Linked DNA regions of Homo sapiens: region 1 is linked to region 2. Evidence: chromatin contacts called from ENCODE Hi-C or POLR2A ChIA-PET data. All regions are on one chromosome and are shown on one strand. Each heading gives the region's core, a stretch centred on a gene start or an enhancer-like site at or near the end of the contact. The rest is flanking DNA. Distances are from core to core; before and after follow the strand shown. Region 1 holds the start of TCF4 (transcription factor 4). Region 2 overlaps TCF4 (transcription factor 4).

Evidence for each region. Hi-C counts contacts between places; a loop is a spot of excess contacts on that map. ChIA-PET counts read pairs that join two places held with the same protein, here RNA polymerase II (POLR2A). Pooled maps may share reads with other maps.
Region 1: a pooled map shows a loop between it and region 2 (2.4-fold over the local background). The contact joins the promoter of TCF4 here to the enhancer-like site in region 2. A Hi-C loop is called at or near these places in 3 of 168 maps with a recorded cell type or tissue (esophagus muscularis mucosa, heart right ventricle and mesothelial cell of epicardium) and 4 of 50 pooled maps. POLR2A ChIA-PET finds 5 or more read pairs at or near these places in 2 of 52 experiments (HEK293 and activated B cell).

What each region holds. Positions count from the first base shown.
Region 1 is chr18:55,586,651-55,590,942 of GRCh38, forward strand. TCF4 (transcription factor 4) reads right to left here and starts at 1,542. Exons shown (of 20, transcript NM_001083962.2): 1 at 1,388-1,542; 2 at 395-486. The coding sequence starts at 466. It overlaps LOC105372126 (a long non-coding RNA gene), which reads left to right and starts at 3,249. Exons shown (of 3, transcript XR_935479.3): 1 at 3,249-3,325. RefSeq lists an enhancer at 3,127-3,356.
Region 2 is chr18:55,544,852-55,549,286 of GRCh38, forward strand. The region is part of intron 3 of TCF4 (transcription factor 4); the gene reads right to left. Among named protein-coding and RNA genes, the nearest start is that of TCF4, 41 kb to the right of the region's middle. Within about 2 kb of position 2,165, at least 3 of the 41 ENCODE cell types and tissues checked have a DNase peak (open chromatin) inside an H3K27ac peak, as active enhancers do.

The DNA of each region.
Region 1 (4,292 bases), core at 292-2,791, 41 kb after region 2:
TTCCATTTCCAAAAACAATAAATAAAACGAAGAGTAGTGTGCAAAGTATTAGTAGTCTCAGTGTTCAGACATGGCCAAGTTTTAGGGGTGGTTTAGTTTTAGGGGTGTCTATTTTTGCTTTCCACTGGGGTGAGATTCCATTATTTGGGGTAATCAGTGGGTAGGGAATTGAAGGCCAGTAATAAAACTCAAAAAAAAAAAAAAGCCTGAATCTTCCATCACACCACAAAATTATAGTTAAAAACTTGTCAAAAAGACCTTCATATTTACCAAGGATTCAGCCAATTAAAAATTATTACTGTCCTTTAGATTCCTACTGGTTTCTAGCTGAAGTGTTTGGGTTTTTGTTTTGTTTTTTTCACAGCTGTTGTTAGTTTCCACCGTTCTTTCTTACCGCACTGAAATCCAGTAAATCACTCAGCTCTTTGTCCGTCCCTAAGGCAGCCATTCGCTGTTGGTGATGCATTTTAGCAAAATCACACAAACCTAGAAACATGGAAATAACCGCAATCAGAAAATCCAGTCCCAATCCTTGGAGAAAACACAATCGGATTTTTGGAGACTGGGGGGTTGGGGGTGGGGACGTGGGGGCGGGTGGGATTAAGGTGGAAAGGAGGAAGGGATGGGAGACTTGTTGTTGGGTTGGGTTTGGTTTTGTTTTTTTAAGATGGAATAGGCAGCAATAGCAAAAAAAAAAAAAAAAAAAAAAAAAAAAAAAAAAAAAGCGATATTGTATTTCCAAAGAGACGATCAAACTGGTAACATCCACTATAAAACCAAATCAGGGAAAGAAAAAAAAAAAGCCGCTCTTCAGCGCATCATTTTATGCAACAGGAGGTAGAGCGAGAAATGAATGGATCACAGAGAAAAGAGAAACTACTGAGAACGATCCGATCTCAACTTTCCCCCCACCCTGCACCCCACCCCCCTCGCACACTCACACTCGCACACGCACACACACTCGCACACACCACTCCCCTCCGCTTTTCAAAGTAGCTATCAAGAAATTAAAGATGAGCGTCTCTGGAGTGAAAACACGTCCAAAGGGGGAGGGGTGGGGTGACAGGGTTGGGGGGAGCGGAGTGGAGGGTCGGGTCCTCTAATTGTCCAGCACCCTAATTTGTGAAAGAAAGGGGTTATAAAAATTAAAGTCAGGCCCCTGGCAAAGTCCTCGGTCCCTCCGAGGGGGCATCAAGGGGAGGGGCGGGGGGGCTGGCGGCGAGGGGGAGGGAAGCGGCGGGAGGGGAAGGGGTGTCTCTTCTGGGAGCGCCGGGCGCCGGGAGCCCGCGGCGCGGGAGGCGCGGAGCCGCGTGCGGGGCCGCCGAGCCCGAACCCCGCGCCGCCGGGCGCCTCCGCCCCGCCGAGCCCCGCAGGCGCCGGTACCTACCGCCCGCGCGCGAGAAGGGGCTCTCCGTGCACCGCCGGCGCCGAGGCGGCGTTCATGTCTAACCGCCGCCGCCACCGCCGCCGCCTGCTCCTGCGCCCGCTCCCGCGCCTGCTGCCTCCCCGCCGCCGCCGCCGCCGCCGCCACTACAGATCCGCAGACACACAGCCAAGATCCCTGACTCTTAACACCAACTCTCTTCTCCGGGGAGGGGAGGGGACGGAGGGAAGGGGGGAGGGGGAAACACGCCGAGGCGCACGGAATTGCAAGTTCAGCAAAGAAATGGGTGGGGGGGCTCCGGCGGGGAGACGCGACTTGCTCCGGGTCGGGCAGGCTAGGATGCATCCCCCTCGCACCCACCCCGAGGGGAAAAAAAAAAAATCTCAACACCTCCCCCGCCTCGCCAAAAAATACAAACGAAAATTCATCGAGCACCTCATTTTTCCTCAGATCGTCAGTTACAATCTGAAGCCTGAACAGTTCAGTTTTTGCCCGTTGCATCCCTCGGAGGCACTTTGAAATTTATTCGAGTTTACATCCCCTCACTTCTTTCTTTCTCTTACTCTCGTTCCCTCTCACTCACACATCCACACACGGCAAAGCAAGTTTATACTAGGCTGCAAATACACGTGATGCAAAAAGACTTTGCCAAGAGGAACAATATTTTTCTTTTTCGTCTATAAATCAAGCCACATTTTCCTGGGGAGATTTTCGTTTCGGTAGTTTTGCGTTGGGGGCGAAATCTGAATTGCATACTTTCTTTCCCCTCCCTTTTAAGTCACAGAATAGTATAACTGCAAACTTCGAAAAAAAAAAAGGGCAATTTTTGGGGGTGGATGTTGTTTTGTTTTTGCACTTGAGTTCCTAGGCACGCTAAGTCCCTGTTCGCCAGCACTGTAAGTTTTTAATTCAACATTTACCATTATAGGCCCTGCATGCTCTTAAAACATACTTTTTCACATCACTTTTTAGGATAAAATTTAAGCTTCATAATTCTATCGTTTCGTAATAACAAGCGTGCTTTATCCGGTATATGCAACATAAGCTATTTTAACGTGTGTTTGAAAAAAAAAACACACATTCTACAAATCCTGGTATTGCTAGATGTGCGAGTACATACACAAAATGCATGCACACACTTTTTCCCATTGGCAATTATTTAATAGGTTGTCCCTTTTGTTTTAATAAAACATCGGGATCGACATTTTAAAAATTAAATTCAATTACAAACAGTTTACTCTGACGGCAAATTGAAACGTTACCTTAAATGGCCACAAATATTCTCACAATATTCCAAGGAAAGAGACTTTAAAAAGAGAGACAAAAATCTTCTGCAAGTACTTAGTATCTCACATGTGTATCCCCAAAAAGTATTTTAACTGGTACTCAGTCCTGCTCCAGGGATATCCACAGATTACAAGATTATGCACCTGGCTCTGGTTTTTGCATTTTCCACCATAAAACTGCAACAAAATTCCCTCCCCCAAAAAAGAAATCATTAAAAAAAAATCCAACAACTTTTTCTTATTGTTTATAAAAAAAAAAATGAACACAGGATAGTTATAATTTTTCCTCAAACAATTCTTGTTGGTGATTTTTTTTCTTCTCTCATAAAGTCTTAAACTTGTTCCAAGTTTAGAGGTGTCTCATCATCATCATCCTCCTCCTCATCATCATCACCATGGACTCCCCCGTGGAGTCACATTGATAATAATAGGTTTCCCTGAAAGATACATTGTAATCCATTCACATCCGGGAACTGCGGGCTTATAAAGAGAAGGAGCTGCGGCCGCGGCTGCTCCTCCAGACAATGACTGGGAAGGGGCGGGGCGGGAGCAGGCGACCATAGAGTGGTAAACAGAGCGCCTAGAGAGGCGGCCAAGATGGCGGTGCTGGTCGACCACGCCTCCTCCGGGAGCGGAGGCGGGTGGCTGTTCTCGGGTAGGCGTCGCGCGTGGGGCGGCACTGTGGGAGTTCCCGAGGCCGAGGTCGTTCGCAGGCCCCATTTCCCTGCGCTCTTATTCGTGTTGCCGCTTCTTGGCCGTCCTTGCTCTTTGACACAAAAGTGTAGTTTCGGCACAAATTTACAAATTAAACTCCACAGACTTCCGCAGGGAAGTGAGATACCCCCAGGTCTCCCTGAGGAAGGCTCGGGAAAGACTGGGCCGGCCTCACTCACAGTAAGCCTGACCCTGGGTTCTCCCACTGTGTGGAGCCAGATTTCTCAGCGAGCCTTGGGCGGCATGGGAAAAGGCCTCTGGGCCAAGTTGGTCCTAGGCTGGAAGAGGGATGTGGGTCCTCTCCTCCAACTCCCCCACCCTATCTTCTTATAGAGCGCTGGAAGTGTGTGAACTTTCCAAGTCCAAAAAGTCTTCACTTGGCGAAGACCTTCATCTATTGCTTTGTAGACTCAAATGTAGTTTGTGCCATAAGCCACGACTGACTCAACCCATTTCTGGCCAAGCAGTTACCTTCTGTAGCCTGTTTTCTGGTCTGTGTAAAGCAAATAACGCCCACTTTACGAATTTTATAGTGGATACAGATAAAGATGAAGCCACCACGAAAGAAATAATTCCTTTTCATCTCTTAATTCCTTGCTAAATCAACTGATACCGCTAACCTAGCCAATGGAATTTTAAATGGAAATTTCCCTACTCCAAAACAATAGCTTTTAGTCTTTGCAACAGAAAAGCAAGTAATAATAATGACAGATAACACATGTGTTTACTATATGCTAAACAGTGTTCCTATAACTTCACAAATACTGGCTACTTTAAGCCTAAGAATAACCCTATGGAGTATGTATTACTACTGTAATTTGTATATTGGGCAACAGAAGCAAGTAAAATTGAGTAGCTTGACCCAAGGAAGAAGTTTTGTAAGTGGTACAAACTTAACTAAGTCACAC
Region 2 (4,435 bases), core at 915-3,414:
ACTCGGAGAGCGGATACAGGAGTTTCTTTGATAACATGTGAACTTACCAGTGTTTCTAGAGTACTACCACAGCAAGTACATGAAGTGTCTACCTGTAGATGTACATCATGCACAGCCAGGTGTTACGAACAATTGTGCATGTGATAAACTGCTAGAGGTAATAGACAGTAGTGATTGCACACAGAAACTCTAGAAAGAGACTAAAGTGCTGACATTCAAATCCTGGCTCAGCCAAATAAAAACTCTAGGACTTTGGAAAAGTGAACCTAACCTATGTATGCATCAGTTGCCTCATCTGCAAAACAGGGATCTGCTACTTCACAAAACAGTTGTGAAGACTGACTTACAATATGGAATATGCATGGAAATGAATCTGTCACATAAAAAATGCCACTTAGTATTCTGTGTGTATGCATACATAAAATTCTCCTCCACATCCGTCTATGTAAACATTTTTTTGATCATTTACGACAGATTTGTCTTCTAGTCAAGCAACAGGTACCAAGGAAATGAACCTTGGCTCTTAAACTCAGCACCAAGTTATCCCATTCACTTGTTTTGGTTGTTATTGTTTGGTCTGGGGTTTTTTTTGTTTTGTTTTGTTTTTGTTTTTTTGAGACACTGTCTCACCATGTTACTCAGGCTGGAGTGCAGTGGCGGGATCTCAGCTCACTGCAACCTCTGCCTCCCGGGTTCAAGCAATTCTCCTACCTCAGCCTCCCAAGTAGCTGGGATTACAGGTGCCCACCACCACACCTGGCTAATTTTTGTATTTTTCAGTAGAGACAGGGTTTTGCCATGTTGGCCAGGCTGGTCTTGAACTCCTGACCTCAGGTAATCTGCCTGCCTCGGCCTCCCAAAGTGCTGGGATTACAGGCGTGAGACACCACGCCCGGCGCCATTCACTTTTTTATTCACCCACTTAATGTATTAAATACTCTGTGCCAGACAATATGCTGGGAACAAGGGATACAGCAAAGATTAAAGAAGATGCGGTCCCTGTCTCTAAAAAACCTGTCTACCAGCAAGACGAGATTTTAAAAAATAATTTCACTCATAGGTTCTGGTATTTTTTTCCCCCATAACTTAAGAGTTTCATTCAGGGCTGCACACTGCTTCCTATCAATTTCTGTTGACTTTTAAAATCCAACATGACCTCCTATACATAAAGACATTTAACATTTGAAAATAGAGACGTAAGTGCAGGGTCCAGTGGCTCATGCCTGTAAATCTCAGCACTTTGGGAGGCCGAGGCAGGAGAATGATTTGAGCCCAGGAGTAAGAGACCAGCCTCCGTAACAAAGTGAGACCTCGTCTCCACAAAAAAAATTTTTTAAATCAGCCAGTCTTGGTGGCACGGGCCTGTAGTCCCAGCGACTCAGGAGGCTGAGGTGGGAGGATGGCTTGAACCTGGAAATTTCAGGCTGCAGTGAGCTATGATGATGCCTCTGCACTCCAGCCTGGGCAACAGAGAGAGACCCTGTCTTTAAAACTAAATAAAAACAAATAAAAATTAAAATACAGATGTAGAAACAAGAATAATTATGAATTAAATATTTAAAAGTAAAAGAATCATAATGAAGAGTTCCAACAAACAATATTATTTTTACTGTATTTGCAAAACCAATGATAAGTCAGTGTTTCCAAAAATATCTTCATTATAAGCATTAATAATGAGAGTGACCAGAAAAGCAGAAGCACCGAAGTTGTAGTGGATTGTATTTCTATTTGTTTTTCAATAACAAAAGAGGGCCTGGAGAAGATATAAAGAAGGATAAAGTTTAACTTTTGAAAATCTACAAATGGGTTCCCCAAAATTAACCAGATGCACAGCATGTTCCTATGATCAAGTATCAGCAACCAAAAGTAGGTGAGAAAAATAATAAATTTTCAGCTTTGAAGGCTGTAATAATATCACCATTATAATTCATCCCAATATATCAACACAGGCTTTACGTTAACAGACTTACTTTCAAAAATAGACATAGCACCACCATAACATTTCTTACTTTCAGTCTTTGGAAAGAATGTCAGGGAAAGCTCCCAGCACGTGTTTCCATCAATCAGAGTAAGTGAAGGGGAGAAAAATGGAGAAAAAGAAACAGGGACAGAAAACCACAGATCCTGCATTGTGTGGGCTGAGGAAGAGTTGAGTTCCAGCTCCTGAGGAGAAAACATTCTCCAAAGTTCCGCGCCGATTCCAGACAGATTCCCCACAGCTGTTGAGTCACCAGTACTTTAAAACAGACAGAGCTTTACTACAAATCCACTTAAGCAGTTTTTAAACTTCAAACACCTGATTTGCTGAAGCAAGGAAGACTTCCCCTCCCATCTAAAACTGCACTTCAGTGTCATTGCACTATTCCTATTCAATGTTATCACTGTGTCTTTTTAAAACATGATGGCATAAAATAATATTCTATGACAGGATTCCTAAAAGCCTGTGACTGGATGCATTTTGAAATCACACTATAAATTATTCTGGGAAGACAATTTCTGTCAAACTGACAGCCATGTTATATTTACAATAAAACATTCTGATGGGTTAGATGGAACTGGTCACTTGTTTGAAAACATTTATTAAAATTTCTAGTTGTTTTGACAGCCTGAAGATCTAATCAATACAGAGCTCTGTAGCTCACCACCTACAACTATGACTGGTGTCTATTTACACTCATTGTGTGAAGAGTGTAAGGATCAAGAAAACTACTTGAAAGGCTATTATAATAAATAAGTCAATAAATAAACAGGTGCACACTTTCCTAATAAAGCCTTGTCTATATTTACATTGTAAGACATTTAATACTTCCTAGGCCATCTTTTTGATGAATTGTTTGAAACGTTGTAAGAAAACTTTTGCCCTGGGAAATTCAGTTCAGCCAAATAGGCTGACTGACAACGCTGTAAAATGCTCGCTTTGTGACCTGCTGCTCTGGTCTCAGGCCTCTTTAGAAAACAAACTGCCATTTTCGCAGTGATTCTGTGATATATAAAAACAAAGATGAGGCCATAAAATAACAACTCTATTTTATCAATTTAGACCAGAACTTGAATTCCCATCTAATGTCATAGCACTCATATTCTTTGCAACCAGGGAGCTGAAAAGAAGTTTTGTGACCTCACCAACCCCATCCTCCCCATTTCAAGAACGCAGCCAGCTTCTATGTGTTCAGATGAAACCCTTACTCCGCTCAGTAATCTGAACAAGTCTGAGTGATGCTTTAAAATGTGAATATGTAAAATTTAGGTTAAGATTTGAATCCCAATTCCTTGAAATAGAAAATGTGTGAAATGATTTGCTGGGCATATTGCACTTCGTTTATTTTAATGATTAACATGTGGATTTACTGCTTTGTTTTCTGACAATTCTGAAAGGGAATCCCAGGGAGGAATCACACTCCATCTAGGTGGTAATCTTCACTTAGGTGGTAATCTCCTAGCTGTGGTCAGCAACTTAAATGATTTGCAAAATAATTACGTTCTGTAGCCACACAGATCTTGCCAAGAATGGAGTCAGAATAATTTATTCCTTCTGGTTCCTGGTGGCATGCTAGCATATGCTGAATAAATTTTGACCCCAAATGCCTACACTGTCCCCTGATTTTGATTCCTCTCACTAACCTCAAGGATATCTTTTTTTTTTAACTCAATCTAAAACTACTAAACCAATGGTTTACATTCTGCCCCTTGCAATAAATTAGTTATGTGTTACTTACTGATGTGGATACATTCTGAGAAATACATTAGGTGATTTCGTCATTGTGAGAACATTATAGAGTGTACCTACACAAACCTAGATGGTGTAGCCTGCTATACACCTAGGCTATATGGCATAGCCTATTGCTCCAAGGCTACAAACCTGCACAGCATGTTATTGTACTAAATAGCCACAGGCAAGGGTATCACAATGGTATTTGTGTATCTGAGCATATCCAAACATACAAAAAGGTACATTTAAAATATAGTATAAAAGATAAAAGATTGTACACCTATATAGGGCACTTGCCATGAATGGAGCTTGCAGGACAAGAAGTTGCTTTAGGTGAGTCATGAGTGAATGGTGAGTGAATGCAAAGGCCTAGGACATTCTTGTACACTACCGTAGACTTTATCAACATTGTACATTAAGGATACATTGAATTTTTTTTTTCTTATTTTTCTTTCTTTGGACAGGCATGGTGGTTCACACCTGTAATCTCAGCACTTTAGGAGGTCAAGGCAGGTGGATCACTTGAGCTCAGGAGTCTAAGACCAGCTTGAGTAACACGGCAAAACCCCGTCACCACAAAAAATGCAAAAATTAGCTGCACGTGATGGCACGCACCTGTGGTTCCAGCTACTCAGAAGGCTGAGGGAGGAAGATCACCTGAGCCCAGGAGGCGGAGGCTGCAGTAAGCCAAGATCGCACCACTGCACTCCAGCCTGGGTGACAGAG